3 separate regions of the Mus musculus genome follow, and all the other regions are linked to region 3. A link is a loop called in an ENCODE intact Hi-C map of the cell type or tissue named here. Cell type or tissue: left cerebral cortex. All regions are shown on one strand.

Region 1 (8,000 bases), 97 kb before region 3:
AATAGAAAACGCACACACACATACACTCCAGTTAATTTTAAAATGTCTAGGCTACCTCAAAGGCTGGGCACTCCTAGACCTACTTCTGCTACCCCAGGCCCAGTCAGGGAAGTGGCGAGTAGCCACCCACCTGAATGGCTCAGTGGCTTTCTCTCTTGTAGCTCCTTCATCCATCTGTATCTCTTCCTCGAGTCATGGTGGTACTTCCTCTTCTCCACTTCGTCCTAGCCTGAGCAACTCTAAGGGTCCCTCCCCATCTCTCTTTACCCAACCATTGGCTGCTGGCATTTTATTGATCAATCAAAAAACCATTTGGGGACAAGGACCTTTAGCGTTTGTACACGCAGATTCCTGACTGAATCAAAGCATTAGAACCAATCTCTAACAGTACCCTCTTTCACAAATGTGAAGTTTGACTTATGGGATCTAGATGTAGCTGAGGCCATGCTGTCCCTAGGAGGCCTAGGGAAGGACCCTTCTTGCTATCCCTAACTTCCAGTGCTTGCCAGCCAGCCCTTTATGTTTCCCAGCTTGTAGCTTCATCACTGCAAATTCTGCCTCCATCATCACATTGCCTTCTCCTCGTGGTTCTCCAATGTCTCATAAAAGAAAGGAACCAGGCATGATGGTGCTTACCAATGATCCCAGCACTCCACGGAGGAGGGATGATTAGCCTAGGCTCCACAGGGAACAAGTTCCCATCTCAAATTAAAAGGAGAAAGGAGGGCTAGAGAGATGGCTCAGCACTGACTCTTCTTCCAGAGGTCCTGAGTTCAATTCCTAGCAACCACATGGTGGCTCATGACCATCTATAATGGGATCTGATGCCCTCTTCTGGTGTGTCTGAAGATAACTACAGTGTACTTGTATGCATAAAATAAATCAAAAGAGAGAGAGAGAGAGAGAGAGAGAGAGAGAGAGAGAGAGAGAGAGAGAGAGAGAGAGAAGTGAAAGAGATGGAGGGAGGAAGGAAGGGAAGGAGAGAAGGAGGGAGGGAGGGAGAGAGGGAGGGAGGGAGGGAGGGAGGGAGGGAGGGAGGGAGGGAGGGAGGGAGAGAGGGAAAGTGACCAGTCCTTGGAGTATGGCCTACCCTCATCCAGTATGACCTCATCTTAACCAGTCACACCAGCAAACCTCCCATTTCTAAATGTCATTTGCTGAGTCTCCAGGTAGTCATGAGTTGGAGGACACTATTCAACTCGATACAGATCCTATTTCAATACAGATGCTTCTACTATGGATACAAACCGTCACAGCAGTATGTTCACAACCCTGGAGAGACCTGCAGCCTGGTACAGAGGGGTGCCACTCACGGTCAGAAAGGGAGGAGGACGTATGAACATTCAGATGTTTTCCATGGAATCAGCATCTGGCCCCTGCATTTCTGTATGGGAGCCCTGGGGGTGATGCAGGCGGTAAGCAGGCCTGTGTGCAGTCACACAGTGCCAGGGTACCACAGCAGAGAGGAATATCCCGGGATGCTGTGCAAAGCCCGAGGATCTGTACATCGTGCCGTGCTTATGATTGCTTTAACCAATTACTGACTGCTACTGTGCTCCTTCTGGGGGACCATCAAAGTTCAAGTGTGAATACAGAGCACCCCTCCTCCAACTGGCACAGGGCTACAGGCTCTTCAGGTGGTGAGGGGAATCTCTGCTGTCGGCGTCCTTGCCTCTGGAGTCACCTCTGTTCTCCCGTCTCTCTGGCTGTGCCTGGGGGGATGAAAACTCGTTCTCTAGAATTCAGACTCCTTTGTCAGTAAATTAGAGACAGCAACAGAGCTTTCCAGAGCTCTGCGGAGAGGAAGAAGTGCTTGGAGGAGCATAATTCATGTGCAGCATTAAAGGCAGCGAGGAGAGTATAAAAATACACTTAATAAACATTTGTTCTTATTAAAATATCTACTCATTCCCCAGTATTGTAGAGACTCCTCCCAACAATGAGTAGAGCTTTCAGGTTCTTTCCTATTAGACAAAACTTTCCAATAACCTGTTTGTCTCCAGTTTCCCTCCTCCCACTCTGCCCCTTGCATCATCCCTGTGCTGAGATTTCTGCCACTGTGGTCCCCTGTGCTTCCATGCCACTGAACCCTGAGATCCTCCTCCATCTTGTTGATCAGCTTCTGACCGTTCTTCTGCCTTGCTATAGTTTTTCTCTTTGGTCCCTGAGGTAACTACTTCCTTCCTGTAGTGGCACTCCCCAGTAGCTGCCTCAGAAATATGGGGACTTTGTTTGTCTGTTTTCTTCCCTCCTAACTGACCTCATCTGGCTTTGAGTCATTTAACACCGACTGGCACCTAGGGCTTCCACATCCAGCCTGGTCACCTCCACTGAGTGAAGCCCAGGCAGCACCTCCAGTTGGGCCTCAAAAAAGACGTCTTAGTTGGGGCAAGGAGGCAGAGGCAGGGGCAGGCAGATCTGTGTGAGTTCAAGCTAGCCTGGTCTACAAAGTGAGTTCCAAAACAGCTGAGCTACACAGCTTATCTCAAAAAGCAAAAGCAAACCAACAAATATCTCAAGCATAATGTGTTTAAAATCAAACTCCTGGCCCTTCCAACCTCCCCTCTTCTGGAATGGGAAAAGCAACCTTGGAGTAAAGACAACCATTCCGAACTCTGCTTCCCGTGTACAGCCAACCCAGCCTCAGATCTGCTGCAAGCGTCTGTTTCAGCCTCAAGTTAGAGCCAGAACCCACAGCCTTTGTCTCCTCACTGCTGCCACCGAGCCACCTTTGTCCTGTCTGACAGCCATGCCTTCTGGCTCAGCTCCCTGCTTCTTCTCATGACCCCATGACCTCTCCACCTAGAAACCAACATGACATAACTGCCTATGCATTCGAACCCCTTGGTAAGCTGTAGAAACTGCAGAGTCCAGACCACATCTCAGACCAATCAAAAGCTGGCATGGGTGTGTCTGCCTCTGAAAGTCAAATCGAATCATTCTCCTGCCTAGAAACTTTAGCTGGTTTCTTGTCTTTGAATAAAAGCCAAAGTCCTGGTACACCCCCACCCCCCTTTAGCTAGCAGTTCCCACACTTCAGCTCTGCCCCACTGGTGCATGCCTGACTCTCTCAGTCTGCACAGGACTTGATCATTTGTGTTCTATCCAGCCTCCTGGGGTCACTAATTTTCCAGGTCTGGGCACCATGGCAAGGGCCTACTTTCCTGGCACAGCCTGCCTACCACCTCTCAGAATGCATCTTCTTTTACTCTCCATGGGCTTGGTTAATGCCAGATACACTAACATTCTTCATCCTAATCAAGCTAGACACTCACATTTTCTTTTTGCTGTTCCTTCTGCCTCAAGATCCCCACCTGCCACCTCTAAAGCCACCATATCATATGAGGCTTCTCCAATAGCTTATGTAAAATCACCGCCCTCCAGCCTGTCCAGAGGCTTGGTGGTAAGAGTGCTTGCTGTTGCAAGCATAGGACCTACGTTAGGATCCTTAGCATCTACTTAGAAAACTAGGCTTGGTCTGGCTCAAACACAAAATCCCAGTGCTGAAGGAAGTGTAGACAGGCTTGCTCAGGCTTGATGGCTTGGGTTAGCTTCAGCTCCAGGTTCAGGGAAAGACTGTGCCTCAGGGGAATAGGGCAGAGAGTGACAGAATACACGGACAGGCAATCAGGCACAAACGCACGAATGCACGGCACACGAGTGAACACACACACACACATTGCTCCCCTCCTTCCCTCTGTATCCCTCACTTCCACTTTACCTTTTCCATAGATCCCATCATCCATCATGTGTTGACACATATGTGTATTTGGTTTTTCAGCCCCACCCGTTCTAAAGCATAAACTTAATGAACACAAGGACATCTGTTCTCACTGCTGTTTCCACAGCATGTCAAACCACATCTGGTCCACAGCAAATCTCAACAGCTATAAATGGACTAATGGAAACCCAGATCAGACTTACTGTAGTTCCAGGGGCAGCCAGCAGAGGCCGCTGTGGTGCCACTGATAGGACCAGGGGCACATGCTCTTAATAATCAGCCAGCTGCTCCCGTTCCTGGGTGGGAAACAGCCACCAATCAGGCCCAGCTGGGGTATGGATGCATGTTTATTATTATCTCCAAGATCTGGTTGGGGGCAGCTCCGGGAGATCAGCTGCAAGCCATATTCGGTAAGCTTTCTGCAAGGAAGGCATCAGGGTGAGGACAGTTTAACAAAGCCACAACGCATGGACAGACAACAGCTCCCGGGGAGAAAAGGGGAGGGGGAAAGAGTGAATTCGGCCAGACTCAGGAGGCCCAGTCCGGGGTTGCAATTAGAGTGAACATGTGGAGTTGACATCCAGAAACTAGATTCCCAAGAATTACGGAGAGCACAGGCAGGCACGAAGCCTGGCTCAAAGGTGCCCCCGGATGTCCTCGGCTCTTTCCCTGTGCTTTAGCCCTCACACGCACAAGCACTTTCAGACATACGCGGCTCCAGTTCTCCTTAGAAGCTCACCTACGATTGTTCTTTATGACAACATATTATACAAAAATTCTGGGCTTAAGAATTTTAAAACAAGCAGACAAACTTTCGACCCACTTTTGGATGTGTGACTCAAGATTTTACTTGAAAAATGTGGTTGGCACACCTGTGTCTCTTCATTTGGGATACTTGATAACGTTCTGTGAGCCACCCAAGTGTCCAGATAACAGGAGGTGACTTATTAGCTCTCACTTTGCACTTGAAAGCCAGAAGAGATCTTATCAGAGCCATTTTCTTGGCTTTGGAATTCAGGGGAGCCACCGGTTCATTTGCATACAATTTGCATGCCTCTTAAGCATATTAGCTAAACATTCCGGAAACCCTCACCATGGGCTCAGAAACCCACTACAAACTTAATTTCATTTAATCCACCTGAAAATCAATGAGGGGAGGCCTGTTCTACTCTCCCACTATCTCAAATGATACTCACTAGTTTTGAGTAACCTGCTGCCCAAGCCAGGCTAAGCGAGGAGTCTGAGGCCCCCTAAGAGGATGGGAGAATCCTCTGCAGAACAGGCCATAGAGGGAGCCAGAAGGGCAGTGAAAAGCCACCTGGCTTTACAACACGTTTGTCCTCTGCCAGCTGCTGATTTTCCTGCCACAAAATGATTTCAGTGTTTCCCTTGAAAGTTTGGGAGGACTGAAGCACTTAAGCCTGGTGGGACTCATTAAACAGGAGTTTGCCCTGGGCTGGAGAGATGGCTCAGAGGTTAAGAGCACTTGCTGCTCTTGCTGAGGACAGTGATTGGTTCCCAGGACCTACATTGGGCTTATTATAGCCACCCACACCCATTCCAGGGGATCTCATGCCCTCTTCTGGCCTCTGTGGACATTGCACACATGGTACACATAAGCGTACGTATAAAATAGTAAGACAAAGAGCCCTGTAGTTTATCCTGAGACCTTGTTAAAAGGTAAGAGTCCCAAAGCTCTGAGAGGCAAGCACTTTGGCCTCACCTCTCAATGTGTCCCCTCAGGCTTTACAGCCATACCACAGACCATTCTCTAAATAAAAACATCCTCGTGCTATGATTGGTCTGAGGCCTTGGATTTCCCCAGCTTGCTCGTGGTGAAGTTGGAGCCATGCTCCCCACAGCTGTGGGATCCTGAGACAGTCATTGTTTAGCCACTGTCCCCTCCTACTAGCTCACCTTTTCTACTCCCACTCTGAGATTTGAACGGAGAAATAAGGCTAGGAAAGGCTAAAAGCTGCCCTAGTCATCAAGAGAATTAAAGTGGAGAGAAGGGTGAATGAGAAAGGGGGGGGGGGGAGACTGGGGCTGCCCACTCTCCAATCAAGAGCCTCTTAGCGCTAAGCTACCCACTTGGGCACAGCAGTAGTACACAGTACAGTGACAGTGTAGATGGCTTTTGGTATGCCAGCTGCAAAATGCCTTAGTGAGCATTTAATTTCAGGAAAGCTTCATGCTTAGAAGATTGTATCAAGGGATGTCATGAGTTGTACATCAGGAGGCTCCTATTGGCCACACCAGCCTCAGCACCCTATGTCCTGACCTCCACCGCGCCCCACCCCAGCTCTGCCTGTTACCACTCTGACTCAGATGACCTTACAGTTCCTTCTAACACGACTGGAACCGTGGAAACATGACCTGAAACATGACTCAGTCAAGGCTGTGGTGGGGGCACTTGGCCCCACCAGGATTGTTTTAATCCCTGGGTAACTTTAGGCAGGGTCGACACTAAGGTACCTTCTTTAGGCAAACACTCGCGTCCTAAAGCTTCCCTCTGTCGTTTCTCTATAAGACTTCCTTTCCCAGAACCCTTTGTGTCTATGACTGGCTCCATAGTTAGTTGTGTTCACATACTCGGTCTTATGCATACAAAGCAGAGGGCAGCTTTTTGGAACCAGTCCTCTTAGACATGGTTTTCAGGGTTATCTTTAAAACTGCCTTCTTAGAGGAGTGAACCTAACTCAGAGAGAAAAGACCTTTATGTTGAATTTTGGGAATTCCAAAGTAGAGAATGCTCCTAGCACAGCTCAAATGTCTGAGGAAGACAGCCAACGTTACCCACCTGCGATTCTAGCCCAAGCTCATACTTCTGAGATTTCAAGTCATTTTCCTGATGCAGCTCTGGTCTCTCCTGGGTCTAAGAAGTCGGGTTTTCCTTCTTATCATGTTGAATCTAAAGTCATTTATCTCCATTTCCTCGGAGCACTCTATAATCCACCTCCACTTCCATCTAGTGCCTGCAAGCTAGGGAGAGGAAGAGACCCAGGCTACCTGTCCTTCACTATTGCCCCCCTCCCCAACCCTGAGGCAATTAGATTAGCCCCTCCTGAAAACCTTCAAGCACTGAATCCCTGTTGCCTTGTTGCCACTGGACATTAGTCATGATGGGAAATGGTGCCTGTGCCAGCCCTCTAGAGCTCTTCAGAGCTGGAGAGAAGGCATGGTCTGTAAAACACTTGCAGCTCAGGTATGAGGATCTGAGTTCTGTCTAGTAGGACTCGGCCATCTGAGGGATTCTGCCAACATCTTCATGAGATCACTGGTGCCTCCTTGCAAGAACGCACTGCTATCAGGCCTGTGGACTAGGCATTTTCTATAGAAGGAGAGGGTCCCTGGGCCCCCTGTGAGTACCTAGATATTCCTCATGGCTATTTGTGTGCAACCGACCCCATTTTTAAAAGAATCTCCATTTTGTGTAAGAGCAGGGGCTAAATTCTAATTCCAGGAGGAAAATCACACCTATGATGACCACTACCCCCCCCAACCTCCTTAGCAACAGCCAGGCTACAATAGCAGGACCAAGGTACATAGAGATAACCTAAGACATTCTGCAGAGAATAGATAACCTGACTATCCTGGTTGTGAGGTGGTCCTGCCCCCATGTTTATTTACTGCAGATTAGGCCAGAAATGCAGTTTTAAAAATATTAACTTGATTATCTGTACGGAAACTCGCCAAGTTTGCTGTAACCACAATAAAAACCCTGCACCCCTAAACTTGGGGTTCTCATTCTGACCCACTGCGATGGTGAGTGTGTGAGAGACTTTACTCGTGACCTCGTACTAAAAGACCCTTGTGTGTTTGCACCGGAATTGGCTCCTCGGTGGTCTTTGGGGGTCCCTGCTACTTGGGCATGACAGGTGTAGCAGCATGCACTTATAATCGCAGTGCTGGAGATGTGGAGACAGGTGAGTATTTGAAACAATCTGGCCAGCTAGCTTAGCTAAATGGGCAAGGTCTAGGCCAGAGAGAGATGTCTGAAATGGCAAGGGAACTAGCAGAGGGTAGGCAAGGGTAAAGTACTTGACTGGCATTCATGAAGATGTGGCCTCAATCCTCCGAATGGGGATGTAGGGTGTGGAACCCAACCCCCCACCAAAAAACAAAGCCAAGATGGACAGCTCCTGAGGACCACCTGAGGCTGACCTCTGCATCCTCAGGGGTGTGCACAGGGGGGTACAGAGAAGTGAGATGGGCAGGCTGGACCCTCCGTGAGGACAGCAGGGCAGCCCTACGCCCTTCCCACTCTATTGTATGGTTT
Region 2 (8,000 bases), 50 kb after region 3:
CTTCCCTTCCTTCCTTCCGTGTTCTGTGCATCCTTTCAGCACATGGAGAATGCTAGTTACCCTGTCTTATCCTGGACAGCAGTCCTGTCAGTATCAGGATGGCAGTGTCAGCATTACCCCAGCAGGCTGGAAAGCGCTGGACACTCTTTGCACCTGCTGTCCCCCTTCAGGTGTTTATAGGTATCTCTCCCTCTCAGCTCTCACCTTGCCTTAGTGCTCATTTGCTTAGTCCGGGGGTAGCTGTGTTATGTTTCTGCCATCTGTATACCGATGACATCTCTGCAGGTGGCCTCGCTCCCTAAGGCTCTTTCTGGTAAACTCTCTGATGGGCTCCGGGGAGGAGCTTGCCTTATATTCTTTAGTGTTGGTAGTAGTTGTGTCCTTTGACCTTGTATGCCAGTGTTGCTGGACATAAACTTCCAGCCCCCCATTTTCTCTTCCCAGAATGTATTGATCGTGTGAGCCCACTTGTATGAGCCCACTTTCTTCTGGAGTAGTGCTTCTGTGTGTGTGGGGAGGGGGGGGATTGGGCTGAGGCTGGAGGTCACACAGGTTGTAGTCCTCACCTAGCCTGTGGCCCTCTCCCTGCCTGCTGCTGTTATCTGTGCCGGGACTCTGCCCTCAGGACAGAGCCACCGGTCCCCATCACTTCCTGCTTCTTCTTATGACAACCCTCCCCATGCTTCTCCAATAGTGTTTGGGCTTATGGGGAGCCTTGGTGGCTCAGCAATAGTCGTGCAGTGTTGTCGTCTTGCGGGTCTTCCTGAATTCCAGACAAACTGGAAACCCCACTCTTTGTAGCTCCCTTGCCTGTTTGATTCACTGTGTGTGTGATGGGAACTCTGAGGGGAGCTATGAATGTGCCCCCAACATGAGAGAGTGAAAACTGAGAACTTAGGTGACTTTTTAAAAAAATCCTACTGGGAGGTTTTCCAGTATGAACTCTGGAGATGACAACTACATTGTGTCCCAACATGAAAAGTTTGACTGCCCTGCCACTGGGTCTTACATACATGTTAGACACGGTGGCACTCTTTCACACCCCTCTTCTTCCCTCACTGTCCCCTCCTCTCCCGTTCTCTCTCCTGGCTTTGACTCACACACTGTTACCATTTGCGCATCTCAGTGACTTAGAATCCACCGTTCTGAGGCTGTCACCGAGGAAGCCAAGCGTCTCCGTCATCCAGTGGCTCAGCTTCAGCATCAGGCAGGGTAGGAGGACGGACACTGGCATCAGGCAGGGGAGCAGGAAGGACCCTGGTAGTGCCTGCCCAGCCTGCACACCTCTGCCTCCCTTCTAGGCCTCCTTCAGGCAGGTGGTCCAGTGAGGCTGCCGCCTGTGAGGGGGAAGGGCTGGCTGGGCTGTGATGAGACAGACAGCCTCCAGCATCGGTGCGCAGCTGTCACACATAACTTTAGGTGCCCATTGCTGGCCCTGCCATCTGTGCCGCCTGTTCAGGGAAAGTGGACATTTGGGTCTTCAGAGAACTTTGTGTGTTTCCAGGCATTAGCTCTGTGTGGGCCGTGACCGTGGCTGCCTTCCTAGTGTTTCTTGTTTTAAAGATGCTGTTATTGCAAATGGAGACCTCTCAGCTGCTGAAGCCAAAAAAATGGAAAAGACCCAGGGCAGTGCTGCCTTGAGTTTCAAGGATTCTCAAGGCTTCTGTGACCTCTACTGGGTATCATTTGCTTCTTCTAAGAAGGCCCTTCTCCTTCAAGGCAGCAGGAAGCTTCCAGCAGCTCTGGACTTGGGATCTCCAGCTCAGCTGCCCTCCTGCTGCATGTGGCCAAAGTCACAGGCCACCTTGGCACCTTCTTCCTGTCCTGCAGGTTACTTATACACCTCCTCTCGTGATGGGGGTGGGGAGCTTACAATGGCATCGAATGAGGAAGCTCAGGTGCAAACAGCCAGAGAAAGTGCCCGTTCTCCAAAATCAGGTTACAGGCCCTAGAAAAGGGGCAGATGAAGGCTGGGTCTACAGCCACCTACTTTTGAATTTAAAGCATCAGATATCTTAATAGTCAGCAAGCACCACAGAATCCCAGAAGCATCTGTTTCAAGGATCCCAGATTGTTGCCACGGAAATAGGGCTGCCACGTTAAGAACTGTAGATGTACGTAGCTCAGTTGGTAGAGCGCTTGTCTAGCATGCGCTAGACCCCGAGTTCGATCCCCTGCACTGTGCAAGCAGCCGTGGGACTCAAGGAGGTAGAGGCAGAAGGATCTGAAAGTTCAAGATCACCCTGAATAGAGAGTTCTGAAGCCAGCCTAGACTAAAAAACAAAAACAGAAAACATTCAGAATATAAAGAAGCAGGTTATCTTTGGTAAACAGTTTAGGTGTCCTCTCAAGATGAAAGGCCATTTGGAAGTTTAGCAAACTCAACACTTTTTTGTGATGGAGAGGGGAAAGGCAGCTTTCCTGCCCATGTGCGACTAACGGGTGTGCACGTTAGCCTCCTGGGGTCTTCACACAGCATCCTAGAAGAGCAGAGCTGTTCTCGCCTGCCATCCTTAGGGAGCAATGGCTTCTGCTTGAGCGCGCTTTATCGACTTGTTGGCGCCTCCCGGGTTTGACTCTGTTTTTAAAACACCTTCCCTTAGAACCCTTCTTCACACTAACGACATGCTGATACGATGAACACAGACAAGAGGCTTTACACTGCCCTCCCATCTGACTTCTGCATGTGTGTGTGTGTCTGTGTGTGTGTGTGTGTCTGTGTGTGTCTGTGTGTGTGTCTGTGTGTGTCTGTGTGTGTGTCTCTGTGTGTGTCTGTGTGTGTCTGTGTGTGTGTGTGTCTGTGTGTGTCTGTGTGTGTGTGTGTGTGTCTGTGTGTCTGTGTGTCTGTGTGTGTGTTATGTAAGACTCTAGGGGAGTTTTATAGATGAGACCTGGAAGACACAGAGCTTCACATTATAGCTCAGGCTGCCTTGGAACTCATTCTGTAGCCCAGGCTGGCCTCAAACTTATGGCAACCCATCTGCCGTGGCCTCCCCAGTGGTGGGATTACAGGCATGATTCTCCATGACTAGCTCACCACTAACTAAGCCTTCATGCCAGGGAATGTTTGGACTTTGCCAGGAGAAGCCAGAGACTAAGTAGGTCTTCAAAATGAATCTGTTTTGATTCTGCCGCATGAGTCAGTCAAGTTTTCTCATGACTTGTCCACTGTAGACTCGCACTGGGACATTAGTCTTCTGGACTTTGACCAGCAGATAAATGGGATGCCAACACAACGGCTCACCGTCCCAACCCATGGCCCTTGTCACTTAAGAGGAAGCAGCTTCCCTTTGCCTTCTTGGCACTAAAGCGGTGGTCTACCTGTCCCTTCCTGTCAAGAGTCCATCTCTTGCCGCTCTGGTGTTTCCCTCTTGAAATGGAGTCGTTGGTAAGGTCAACCCTAGCAAAAGTACAGTTGCTTTTCTCAAAAATACTGACTCGTTAGATGTTACTGTATTGTGGAAACTTTTAAACCTATAACTATAGATTTATGCCCCTCCCAAAGAAAAAATAATCCAAAAATGAACTCTGTGCTCTGGAATGCTGCTTGCAGACCATAGCTCTGGTTTGTGGCTTTGGCTTTGGATGGTTGTGATTTTTACCCAAGTTATAAAGCCTCATGCACTCAGAATATCCTGCAGGATGGTTTTCTTTCAAACTAAAATGGGCCAAGTTAGACTTAACATAAACACATGAAGTATACGTTTGTTTGTTTGTTTGTTTGTTTGTTTGTTTGTTTTTTCGAGCCAGAGTTTCTCTGTGTAGCTCTGGCTGTCCTGGAACTCACTCTGTAGACCAGGCTGGCCTTGAACTCAGAAATCCACCTGCCTCTGCCTCCCAAGTGCTGGGATTAAAGGCGTGCGCCACCACTGCCCGGCTGGAGTATACTTCTTAACCCTCGGCAAGCATTTATTTAGCACTTTCTGTATATAGTCCCTGTGTTGTCTATGGGACATGAAGTTTATGTGGCATAATTGCTGTCCATCTGTCCTGCATCTTTCCCCCTTACCACAGAGAGGGTTTGTATCAGAACCCAAGGCACAACTGTAGAAAGGGAAAACAAAGGAAAATGTGCCCTTTGGGAGCAATGTATTTGAGGGTCTTTAGGGAATTCAGGGAAGGCACAGGGGTTACTTTGGGCTAGCTGGCCTTATGCTATGGCTTCAGGCAGATATTTCCCCCTCTAAGTTCCCCTCTGAGTCTGAAGTTTCCCTTTCTGAGACACTAAGTGGCAAGTTCCAGAAATCAACAATTCATTGGTTTTATCTAACTTTATTATAGATAATTGTATCATTTTATAATTCACTGCTCTTATTAATCTTTACACTGCCTAGTTCCTAAATTAATTTCACCCCAGGTTCATACATACAGAATAAAGCATTCATAGAAAGGGTTAGCATCATCTGCCATTTTGGATGTTCATAGGGTGGGCGTGTGTGTCTCAGAACATGTTTCCTAAGGATGAGGAGACTATGTTCACTTCAGGAGAGAGAGAGAGAGAGAGAGAGAGAGAGAGAGAGAGAGAGAGAGAGAGAGAGGAGAGAGAGAGAGATGAAGGGAATGGTAATAGAGTTCTAACCGCCTTCTCCCCTAATTCCCACCCTTTGCTGGCTTTGATTCCGGTCCTATGTTTGAACAGCTCCAAATCCTTGCCCTTCATGGCTGAGGTGTTTTCTCTCTGTAATTGCATTATTATTCCAGACACCGTCGGAATGCTTGTCACAGAGGAAGGAGGATTAGGCCGGGCGGGCTGAAGCTAACGCAGCCACGCAGCTGCCCTGAGCCTGGCAAGGGAGATTGTGCCTCTGGAAGCCAGGCTCCTGGCTGAGCCGGCTCCATTTAATTAGTCTCTCCTCTCTTCCTCTTTCGAGAGACAGTGGCAGAATCCAGGACGCACCCCCTTAACGACTGCAGATGCTTCTAAAGACATTTCGTCATCGCTCATTTCAAGCAAATCAGAAAATTGTCAAAACCACTCAAGTCTCAGGAAATAACTTTGAAAAGCGCCTGTCTCTCAGGGGAGCGAAGTGGCAAAAGGGATCTCTTCCAAGTCTTCAACACGGAGCCGCTGCCAGCTGTGCGTTCTGGTGCTGTACAGTTTAATACTGTTGTAAAGGGAATTCTCTTTAGTTTCTTCGTGAGGCTCAGTGTGACCTCCCCAGATCTGTAAATTTCTATGCTGATCACAACCAAGAGTCAATGTGTTATGGTTTAATTAATTGGTAATAGATCGTAGGCAATGTCAGGCGAAAGAGAAGGAGTGAATGTTGCTTGGTGAAGCAGCCTCCGCAGAAAGCACAGACCAGGCAGGCATGTGCCTCCTGTTGGAATGAGTTATGGGTGGTCCGGCTAACTACATAGGAGTGTGAGGTTTGGGGGACTGAGGGCAGGGGGAATTCATTATTAAATAGCTGTGTCCTGCCAGCCAGGGAGAATCCCTCATGTTGTTCCTGCAGTCTTACCGGACACCATGGAAACTCTCCCACGCCCACTTTGTTGTCTGCTAGGAAAAGGAAGAAAGACAAAGGCTTCCAAGCTGGAGAGCAGCCCAGGTCATAGATGGAGAATCAGGATCCCAGGCAGGAGGAAGGGGTTGGCCCTTTGCTGCAGCCCAACGGCACTGTTGGCTTGGAACCTAGCTCAGAATGAAAGTCTTCCTGGGAACTGGATGCATGCCTGGGAAGGAGGCCATACTCCCTGCCCTTCCCCACTAGAGAATCCCAGGTAGAGTCTCATTCCTGCTTCCCTGGGCATGTGCCTTCCTCTGCCTAGGTTGGCTAGAGAGAGCAGGAGGCTTCAAAGCCACACCCTCTGTGAGTAACCTTCCCCACCAAGACAGATAACTAGCCCAGGGTAGGGTCCTCACCGGGACTCCTCGCTTTCTGCAGCATCCTTGTGCCGTAGGCTCCGTCAAGTTTCTAGTCTAGCTGAAAATGTAAAGGGAATCCCTACTCACCCAGCCCTCTGTGGAGCCCCTGGTCTAGAGTCCCTTCTGGAGCCTATGGTTTAGAGCCCCTGGCCTTGCAGTTATCTGGCATTGACTGGATACAGTGTAATTATGTTCAGGAATTAATTCATTAACCAAACTCAGGAGCCTTCATCCATTAAGTGGGAATTGCTCAGCCCTTTGGGGACAAGAGAGGCAGCAGAGGCAGAACAACAATGTTCCCCAAGTAAGAAGCTACTGGCTACAGTGCTGGCGGTAGCAGCAGCTCTGCCTTCTTGCCCTGTTTCCTTGAACAAGGAAGTCTGAGGTCTCAGCAGCAGCATTAGCGAAGGCATCCTGTGCAGACTACATCTCCTCTTTGGTGATACCAAGAGCCTGGTCAAGCCAGGTCTGGGTTCCTGCTAACCAGTTCTGTCCTCTGGCTTAAGTACGTGAGTTCTTGCTGCTGTGGATGCTGTAGCTCATTACCATGGTGGAAGTGGAGATTTTAGTTCTCCAGGATACTCCCTGATTCCAGTTAACCCCAACCAACACTTAAGGCATCAGAAGCAAGCAGACATCACCGAGGTCACTTAGAGGCCAAACTCTGATTTCCATGTCCCTTCAGCTTCCTGCTTCCTCGGTCTGGCCTGCTGTTCTTCCCTTGGCTTTCTCCTAAAATAAGGCTTGTGATGGTTTTCCCCGGTGGCCAAGAACCTACAGGATCATTTTCTCAGCGCCAATCCCTGGAGGTTGCAACCCCAGAACTTCCATGTTGTTGGCATGATAGGCTAGAGAAAGGTGTTCTGTGGGTTCAGCCAGAACCGGAGCGAACCCCTCCCCGATCCTGGGCACTAGGTCCCACCCTTCTTCCTTCCATGTTATATCACAGACGACAGTCAGATGGTGTTTGAGCTAGTTACAGAAACCAAAGTGGAGCACTGTGCTGAACGCTACGATGGATCCTGCTCTGAGGGGAAATGGCTATCCACACAGAGTGGAGACGGACGGATGATCACAAGTGGTAGTGAGGAAGTGGAGAAGCTGGGCCCTAGAGACATCCGCAGCTCTTTGAAAAGGTGCTCTGTGGAGTTGTCACGTGACCCAGAATTTCTACTCCTAGGAATAGACCCAAGAGAATCAGAAACCCAGAGCCACACCAGACCTCAGCACGGTGTGTTATCACCTTAGTGAGTGGCTGTGTATAGAACAGTGTGCCCATGATGTAGTCTGTTATTCAGCTGTGAAAGAATGGAGGATTGACCCTTCTGGGGAGACATGGTGCTGGTTGGTTTTATCACCTTGACATAAACTTAGACATAATCTGGGAAGAAGAAAGAAAGGTCAGTTGAGGATTTATCTCCATCATATTGGCTTTGGTCATGTCAGTGGGGAATTTTCTTGATTGATGATTGATGTGAGAGAGTCAGCCCATTTGGGGCGGAACCATCCCTGGGAAGATATCTGGTCCTGAGCGGTATTAGAAAGCAGACTGAGAAAGCCATGACTGGTAAGCAAGTCAGTAAGTGGCATTCCTCTACGGCCCCTGCTTTAGTTCCTGCCTCCAGGTTCCTGCCTTGACTTCCTATCCCGACTTCCCATGATAATGGACTACAAACCCTTTCCTCCCAGAGTTGTTTTGATCATGGTGTTTAGCCCAGCAATAGAAAACAAGGTAGCACAGATTTGGACAAATCTGTTCACCCCAGATAAGGTGCTGACCACAGACGAAAGAAGAGGAGTGACCTATCACGTGCGCGCGTGCGTGTGCGTGTATATGTGTGTGTGTGTGTGTGTGTGTGTGTGCACCCGAGTGCACATTCTTAGTTATTTACAGGAACACAAATGGCTTAAAGGAGGTTGCATCATTGAAAAGCCCACCCCAGCATGGATGATGCCTCGCAGAGCTCTCTACACACTTGTAGGCAGCTCCACTGAAGAACTCCCACCCCTAGGGAGGGTTTGGTATTTACACCGTCTTGGTGAGGGACCTTTGATATTCCTAAGCTTCTGAACTTCGTGAGCCTTCTGAGTTTCTTTGGCTTCCTGAATCTTGCAAGCCTCTTCCTCCCAC
Region 3 (8,000 bases):
TAAGATACAATTTCCTAAACGCATGAAACTCAAGAAGAACGAAGACCAAAGTGTGGACACTTTGCCCCTTCTTAGAATTGGGAACAAAACAGCCATGGAAGGAGTTACAGAGACAAAGTTTGTAGCTGTGACGAAAGGATGGACCATCTAGAGACTGCCATACCCGGAGATCCATCCCATAATCAGCTTCCAAACGCTGACACCATTGCACACACTAGCAAGATTTTGCTTAAAGGACCCAGATAGAGCTCTCTCTTGTGGGACTATGCTGGGGCCTGGCAAACACAGAAGTGGATGCTCACAGTCAGCTATTGGATGGATTACAGGGCCCCCAATGGAGGAGCTAGAGAAGGTACCCAAGGAGCTAAAGGGATCTGCAACCCTATAGGTGGAACAACATTATGAACTAACCAGTACCCCGGAGCTCTTGTCTCTAGCTGCATATGTGTCAAAAGAGAGCCTAGTCGGCCATCACTGGAAAGAGAGGCCCATTGGACTTGCAAACTTTATATGCCCCAGTACAGGGGAATTCCAGGGCCAAAAAGTGGGAGTGGGTGGGTAGGGGAGTAGGGGGGGAGGGTATGGGGGACTTTTGGGATAGCATTGAAAATGTAAATGAGGAAAATACCTAATAAAAATATTAAAAAAATAACCAAGACAATCTCCCACCAATGTGCCAACCCCAAATGCTTTGAGCTAAGAAGTCTCTTGGGTTATTGGTGTGTGTGCACGCACATGCATGTGGAGGTCTGGGGACAAGTTTGATGTTTCATTACACAGACACCTTCCCCCTTCTTTCTTTGCTTTAGCTGACCAGAGAGTTTCTAAGGCTCCTCCTCTGTCCATCCCCCCTCACCACCACTGGGGATTACAGGCATGCACTTCTGTAATCCTAGTTTTTTAATCAGTTCTGTGGCTTGGTCCTCAGGTCCTCAGGCTTGTGAGCCGAGTGCTTTGTTGACTGAGCCATCTCCGCAGTCCTCTCATGAGTTATTCTAAGGTAAGGGAAGCCACAGTGTTTACAACAGTGTCATGATAGATACTGCTACCTTCACCATGCTCAAGGGTGGAGAAGCAGTGCCATGTAACTACACCAACGCTGCAAACTCATGACAGCACCGGACACAGACAGGACCCAGCATTACTCATAACTGGGGATTGATGGGGATAGCCCAAATGTCCATCAACAGCTAACTGGATAAACAAACATAGGGTATGCATGTGTGACTTCTCCTGGGGAGATGTGAGTAAATGTCTGTCACAGATAGGACACTGACCACATACCAAAGAAATGATGTCATCTAAGTCTACTTCAGGAAGGCCAGCTGACTGGTTATTTGGGCTATTTTCAGGGGCATCACAAAAAAAGCCCATACCAGTATGGATGATAGCTCATGCACCCTGGAGCTCCCTGGACACCCTGAAGAAAGACAGCATGGCTGATCCTGAGGGTCTGTTCTTCTCAGGATTGTTTCAGTTTACATAACTTTGGGGAAGAAAGTTGACTTAAAAAAAAAGATTTATTTATTTATTTATTATATGTAAGTACACCATAGCTATCTTCAGACACACCAGGAGGGGGCGTCAGGTCTCAATATGGATAGTTGTGAGCCACCATGTGGTTGCTGGGATTTGAACTCAGGACCTTCAGAAGAGCAGTCAGTGCTCTTAACCACTGAGCCATCTCTCCAGCCCATCTTTTAACTTTTTAAGTTTCTTGAGTCTTGTGAGACTAGTTTACTTCCTGAGTCTTAGAAGCATCCCTCATCCTTTTGGGTGGGAAAACACACACACACACACTGTAATAAAAAATAATTTTTAATGGTTAAAAATGGTAAAATTGTTATGTGTATTACAGCACACTATAAATTATTTTAAAAAACATTTATTATATATGTGTATGTAATTAAATGTACACCTGTGCACCGTAAGTGTGCAGATGCCCACACAGGCCAGAAGAGAATAACAGATGCCCTGGATCTAAATTATAGGCAGTTGTGAGCTGTCTCCTGTGGGTGCCAGGAGACAAATATGGGTCTGGGGAACTGAACCCATGTTCTCTGGAAGGAAGAGCAGCAAGTACTTTTAACCATGGAGGTATCTCTCAGTTCCTATAAGATTATTATTTTTTAAAGATGTAAGGGTCAGATTTATAAACAGAAGGATGGTCAGAGGGTGCATCTAGGTATGGGTGATAAGACAAAGGTCCCGATGTGGGAGTGCCCGCCATGTTCTGATGAACAGCAAGGGGGATGGGTTTGGGGAGACTTGAAGGAAGAGGTGGTGATTTCCTTAGACATAGAGGTGTACCCTGACATAGACAAAGAGGTTTGGGGGTTTTGTTTGTTTGTTTGTTTTTTAGGTGCAAGAATTTGTATGGTCAACACCACTTGGGGGAACATACAAAGCTAGCAGCAGAACCAAAGAAAGAAAGGCCAGGCAGAGGGGGAAGGAAATATTTGACCTTAGGGAAATACAACCCAGGGACTGTGACTTTAACTGCAATGATGTGAGTGACCTAAGATGAGATTTAAAAAAAAAAATCACTGCTCAGTCTGGTGTTAGACCTGCAAGGTTAGAATTTAGGGCACTAGTCCCGGGATAGTGGTAGCCACAGGGCTCAGTGGCTTCGCTGCAGAAGCAGAGGATAGAGTCAATGCGCGCGCTGGCAGGAAGGCTAGTAAAGAGGAAGCAAGAGAGGAGGGGGAGGAGGGGGCTGCCATTGGGCATCCAGGAGCAAGCTGTTAAAAGACAGGCGCGCAGCAGAGGAGGCTCCCACAGGCTTCATGTGAGCCCAAGTCAGCAGCTCAGAAGCCAGATATTTTTGGACAAGTCAAGGCTCCCTAGTTCTGCTATGCACAGCCGAGCTTTCAGTTCTGCGCACCCCACCCCACCCCACCCCTCCGCCCAGGCTCCAGTGAGAGTTCTGCTTTTCCTTGCTCCTCACTCCTGGCCCAGTATCGGACCCACTGTGGGCGCTCGCTGGTGGTTTGAATTCGAAAGAGGAAAGGACACGAGGTTTCGGGAACGTGCTCTGGGGCACTGTGTCCAGAAGCAGTCCAAGTCCAAGTCCACTGGCTTGCATGTGCGTAAGAATAGCTCTCGCAAAGAGGCTCCGGTCATCTCCTCGATGGTTTTGCAAAGAACCCAGACTAGTGACGGAACATCCAGCACTCCACAGGTTGGAGAGGGGGATGGAAACCCAGCCGCCCACTGAGCGATGCGCAAGGTGCCCTCTGCATACAGGTTGTGGGGAGTCCCCAGGTCAAAGGCAGGTCTGGTTGGCACGTCCCGGGGCAGAACCGGGAAAAGAGTGGACTGCAGCATCCCAGCGCAGTCGGTTGTAGCATGTCCGCACAGTCCCGGGGCTCTCGCTGGCTGAGAACTTGCAGAGAGCCACGCGAATTCCCCGGGGTGTTCCCGATCGCGTGCTCCGCGGCCCCTGCGAGCGCCCAACTCCCTAACTCCGGGACTTTGGCAAAGCTGCAGCGGGCGGGGAGCAGTGGAGAAGCAGGACGCACCATTGGAGCCCACGGGGGGTGTAGCAATCAGGAGCCGGGGCCCTCTTGCATCCTGGAGGACGGAGATGCTCTATGAGTAGATGAAGAATTGAAGGATGGAGGCGAATAGGACTCAACCGTGCATCTGTTGGCGGAAGGCGAGGTGCAGGACGTGGAATGAGATGCCGAGGGATGATGGGGTTGGAGCGCACCCCCACGGCGGTGACACGGTGGAGGCGCCCGGCTCCCCCGCCGGCGAGCAGCGGAAGTGCCGCGGAGTTGGAGCGGGGCCGGCGTCGCGGCCGCTACTGCTGGCCGAACTGCTGCCGCCGCCGGGTGGACGGGCGGACGCGCAAAGCCGGGGGCGGGCGCGGCGGGGCGGACCGGCCCCGATGAGGCGCAAAGAGAAGCGGCTCTTGCAGGCGGTGGCTCTGGCTCTGGCGGCCCTGGTCCTGCTGCCCAACGTGGGGCTTTGGGCTCTGTACCGCGAGCGGCAGCCCGACGGCAGCCCTGGGGGATTGGGGGCGGCGGTGGCCCCCGCGGCGGTTCAGGTGAGTAGTCTGCGGCCGAGAGTTGGGAGTACTCTTTCTCCCACTTCGCTCCCACCCTGCAGTTCCTTGTTCTACCTATCCTTCGTGTCTGCTCTGAGGCATCCCATTTTGGGGATGGCAACATCGAGGCTTAGGGAAGGTCAAAGATTTATCCAGGCTCTTGCTCCAGCCTAAAACAGTGTTCAACCCCAGGCCCTTTCCTTAGTTTACCCCTTTCCTCTTATTGCCGTCTATAATTCCCGGCCTCTTCAGCTCTCTCTTTTTCGGAGGATCCTACCTGCATCTTCGTGCCACCCTGGATTGTTTGTTCTGAGGTAAGAGTGGAGATTCTGGTCCTTCTTGTCGGTGTTCTTCAGATAGTCTCTGCCCCTAGCCTCCACTCTCGCCTGCTGATTCTAATGTTTCAAGTCAGACCAGATCCTTCCTGGTTTGCTGTCTGCACAGGCACTCGTAGGTCTCCCATCTGGAGCGAGCTTTCTCTTCTCTCTTCTCTTCTCTTCTCTTCTCTTCTCTTCTCTTCTCTTCTCTTCTCTTCTCTTCTCTTCTCTTCTCTTCTCTTCTCTTCTCTTCTCTTCTCTTCTCTTCTCTTCTCTTCTCTTCTCTTCTTCTCCTTCCCTCCCCTTTTCCCTCCTTCCTTCCTTCCTTCCTTCCTGTGTATGTGTACCTTACCTACATGTATGTCTGTCTGCACCACACAGGTGCATGGTGCTCATTGAGGTCAGAAGAGGGCACAGGCTCCCCCAAAACTGGGGTTACAGATGGCTCTGAATCACAGTGTGGTTGCTGGGAATCTAACCTGGAAGACCAGCCACTGCTTCTAAACAAGTGATCCATCTCTCTCCCCACCTCCCACATCACCCAGTCTTTATCCTAGTCAAATTCTGTGCCTCTCTCGAGAATACTGAGCCCAGGCCCCATTGAACTTGCCACCTTTGACATGAGTCTAGCAGCTCTGGTGGAGGACTCTCCAAATGTCTCAGAGCCACAGGTGTCAAACACCCCCAGGACAGAACACCTCCAGCCTTCCTTCTTTGTACTAATGAGAGATGTTTCTTGTAGACAAAATTGAGATGGTCTGCCTCTTTAAAGTTGTATGTATGTATGTGTGTGTGCATTGTGTACGTGCATGTGTGTGTGTGTCCACGAGTGCGTGCACTTGGAGTAGCAGTCTCCTGGCTTAGATGAACTCTGTCACTTTCCTCCAGCCATCCCAGCTTCCCTACCCCAGCTCCTGGCAAGCGTGGGCACGCTACACTTGAATTATTCCTCCAGTGGGACATTTAAGAGTTGCTTACGGGATTTTCTTGGTCCTGTGGGAAGTGGGTAGATGTGCGCCAGGGTCAGCCTTGACTGACTGCTGGCTGGCCTTGAGGGAAGAGGCTGGCTTCTTGAGATTGATGCTTTACCGCCCCCCACACTCCCCACCTTTCCAGTGTTAGGGCTTTCTGGCTTCTTGGGCATGGGAGAGTCTTGGTCTACAGAGCGGATCAATTTGAACTTGGCGTGTCACTCTGGTAACTTGTAAATCATCCTCAAGGCCCGGGTGATCTGTCTATCTGGTAGATCTTACTATTGGGAAAGTTAGGAAACCCCATTTCTAAATCCCTGCTTCCAATTCTGAAAGCTGGTCTAGAGCTCTCTCCCTTAAACTCTTTGTCTGAGTGGGGTTTTTCTGTGGGAAACCTCTTTCCTCTGTTACTGCCCTGTGGGGCACCAGTGTCGGCAGGCCAGACTCGTGTTCTAAGCTCAGCTGTTGACTTGCTGTGCATTGATGAGTCTGATCTCCCACTCTGAGCCTTGCTTGCTCCGTGTGTATGATTTGATGCCAACATTCTGTGATGCTGCCAATGTGCCAGTGGGGCAGGGCCACTTCTTTTTCCTTTCCTGAGGTCGCTTATAACAGTCCTATCTTGGGATGCTCTGCTGAACACAGCCCTGGCCGAGGGGGGTGTGTCCAGCCAGGTCAGACTCTCCCACAGAATAGCTGTGAGCAGTTCTAAAATAGCCCTTGACATTCTGCCTCTGCGTGGAGAGAGTTCTGCTGTGAAGGCCAGAGACATCCTAATTTTCATTTTCTATAGAGCCAGATGTGTAACAAGAAGGTCAAGGTTAACTGTCAGTTTGGCCTTAGCTTTCACGGTGAATTACTGACTGTACAAAAGGCTATTGATGCAGTATGGCCACCTTTTGAGCAGAGAGAGAGAGAGAGAGAGAGAAAGAGAGAGAGAGAGAGAGAGAGAGAGAGAGAGAGAGAGAGAGAGAGAGAGAGAGAGAGAGAGAGAGAAAGGAGGAACAGCAACTGAGTACCTCTTGGAATTGCTACCTGGACTCATTGAGAGGGCTGGTTTACATGCTCTGGTTTTTTGTCTGTCTCTCTGGGATGGCACAGAGAGGAGGAAGAAATAGTTAAGAGTATGGAGGGCTTTCGTGCACTTATCATTGCTTCTTGGGGGTCACAGAAGGGAAATATTTCCCAAGGATGGGCCCTGGTAGGTGCAGCAGGATTCAGCATTCATGGGCTGCCTGTCTGGTACAGTCTGCCAAATTTCCACACAGCCCCTTTGTGTTCCACTCTCCTGCAGATGCAGAACCCTCCAATCCCTCTCCTGAATGTCAGCTGGCCTCCAGGAAAGAAGCCGGCTTCTCCCACCCCTCTCTGTCAGGGGCTAGCTGGGAAACCGTCTTCAGCACCCAGAGTTGTTGGGACACCGATGAACCAGTCAGCACTCTGGCACTGTCGAGTCATCTCCGTGATCTTCCTGGTAGAAATAAGTGCTGGTCTGGAAGGTAGCTGAGTTGATTGAGTGCTTGCCTGTGGCCAGTCCTCAGCGCCACATCAACCAGCCTGTGGCGCGCGTCAGTAATTCCAGTACTCAGGAAGTGACAGGAAGAGAATTGGAGTTCAAGGCCAACCTTGGCTACAGGAGACCTTTCTCTAGATCAGCACCTGTTGGCTCTTTGTTACCGTGAGACTTTCTAGTGGCTTTTCTGTGAGATGGCACACCTGGGTTTGTGTAGTCCTCTGATGCCTTGCCCTGTGGTGCCTCATCCTGGTCCTGTTGGAGCCACCAGGCGGGACATTTGATTCATAAAGTGAACGTCATGTGCTCGGAGTCTCGCTGGTCACATAGCTGGCTCTTCTGAAAGTCGCAAGATTGAGTAAGGAAAGAAAGCCGGCCTCGAGGCCATTTTTGTTTAAACTTGGGCTTCCTTCTCTTTCCCACTCCCTAGCCGGCCTGACATCTTGGTTTAACTCTAGGATTGGTTTTCATCTTGCAGAGCCTGGGAGCTGGTTCTCAATACCACAGTAGGAATCCCAAGTGCAGCTCCTCCCACTTCTGAGCCAGGAAGAGAACTGGCTTCTCTGGGTCATGGCATCTGTTTGGTAGAGAAAGGTGGGATCATGGAATTCCAGTGTCTATGACTTTTAAGTATCAGGTCTTTTTCTCATGGAGTCAGAGCTAAACTTGGTTCTTAGAACATCTGGAAATCGATAACCCTTCCCTACCCCCACCCCCCGGTTTCAGTCTTCCTGGTAGTAGAAGACTTACCCGTCAGCAAGTTAAGTACCATGGCAATGTGGTCTGGAGTGGTTTCCTTACCTTTCCAAGGTGGAGTTGGTATCCTTTAGACTGCTAATCACTTCTCTGTCAGCTTGGCCAGATGAAATCTGATGCCACCCGGGGAAGGGTTCTTGACTTAGCAGAGCAAATCTGCTCCTGCCTCCTCCTCCTCTTGGGCCTGCTGTCTGCCAAGGATGAGTACAGAGAGAGGTCTGACTGGTTCTCTCCTGCCCTAAGCCCATTGTGACCTCATGGAAGTGATTTAACCTCTCTGGCCCTTGTCGTCCTCACTTGTGAGCTGCCTGTAGATTCAGAAAGACGAAAATGTCTATCATTGTGGTGCCCACCCACCTGTGGCCAGGGCAGACAATGCTAATCAGGTTTTA

Evidence for each region. Peaks named below come from ENCODE experiments on the same cell type or tissue, not always from the same donor. Only the 100,000 strongest peaks of a DNase experiment are listed, where the experiment ranks them.
Region 1: a loop joins it to region 3, with 4 times the contacts of the local background. A loop is called at or near these places in 9 of 42 quality-filtered maps.
Region 2: it touches region 3 in a loop (2.0-fold over the local background); 12 of 42 quality-filtered maps call a loop at or near these places.

Annotation. Positions count from the first base shown.
Region 1 is chr11:57,545,148-57,553,147 of GRCm38, forward strand. No RefSeq gene overlaps it. Among named protein-coding and RNA genes, the nearest start is that of Gm51895, 9.2 kb to the right of the region's middle. In left cerebral cortex, CTCF peaks have their summits at 3,943 (motif pointing right) and 5,318 (motif pointing left); a DNase peak (open chromatin) is centred at 3,950.
Region 2 is chr11:57,691,545-57,699,544 of GRCm38, forward strand. The region is part of intron 1 of Galnt10 (polypeptide N-acetylgalactosaminyltransferase 10); the gene reads left to right. Among named protein-coding and RNA genes, the nearest start is that of Gm46282, 11 kb to the right of the region's middle. In left cerebral cortex, no CTCF peak of the experiment used is centred here; a DNase peak (open chromatin) is centred at 4,909; H3K4me3 peaks cover 320 bases.
Region 3 is chr11:57,641,667-57,649,666 of GRCm38, forward strand. It overlaps Galnt10 (polypeptide N-acetylgalactosaminyltransferase 10), which reads left to right and starts at 3,776. Exons shown (of 12, transcript NM_134189.2): 1 at 3,776-4,051. The coding sequence starts at 3,893. 4933424L21Rik (RIKEN cDNA 4933424L21 gene) reads right to left here and starts at 7,828. Exons shown (of 4, transcript NR_153850.1): 1 at 7,654-7,828; 2 at 7,056-7,429. In left cerebral cortex, CTCF peaks have their summits at 1,553 (motif pointing right) and 3,748; DNase peaks (open chromatin) are centred at 2,819, 3,130, 3,555, 3,674 and 1 more place; H3K4me3 peaks cover 1,860 bases; H3K27ac peaks cover 704 bases.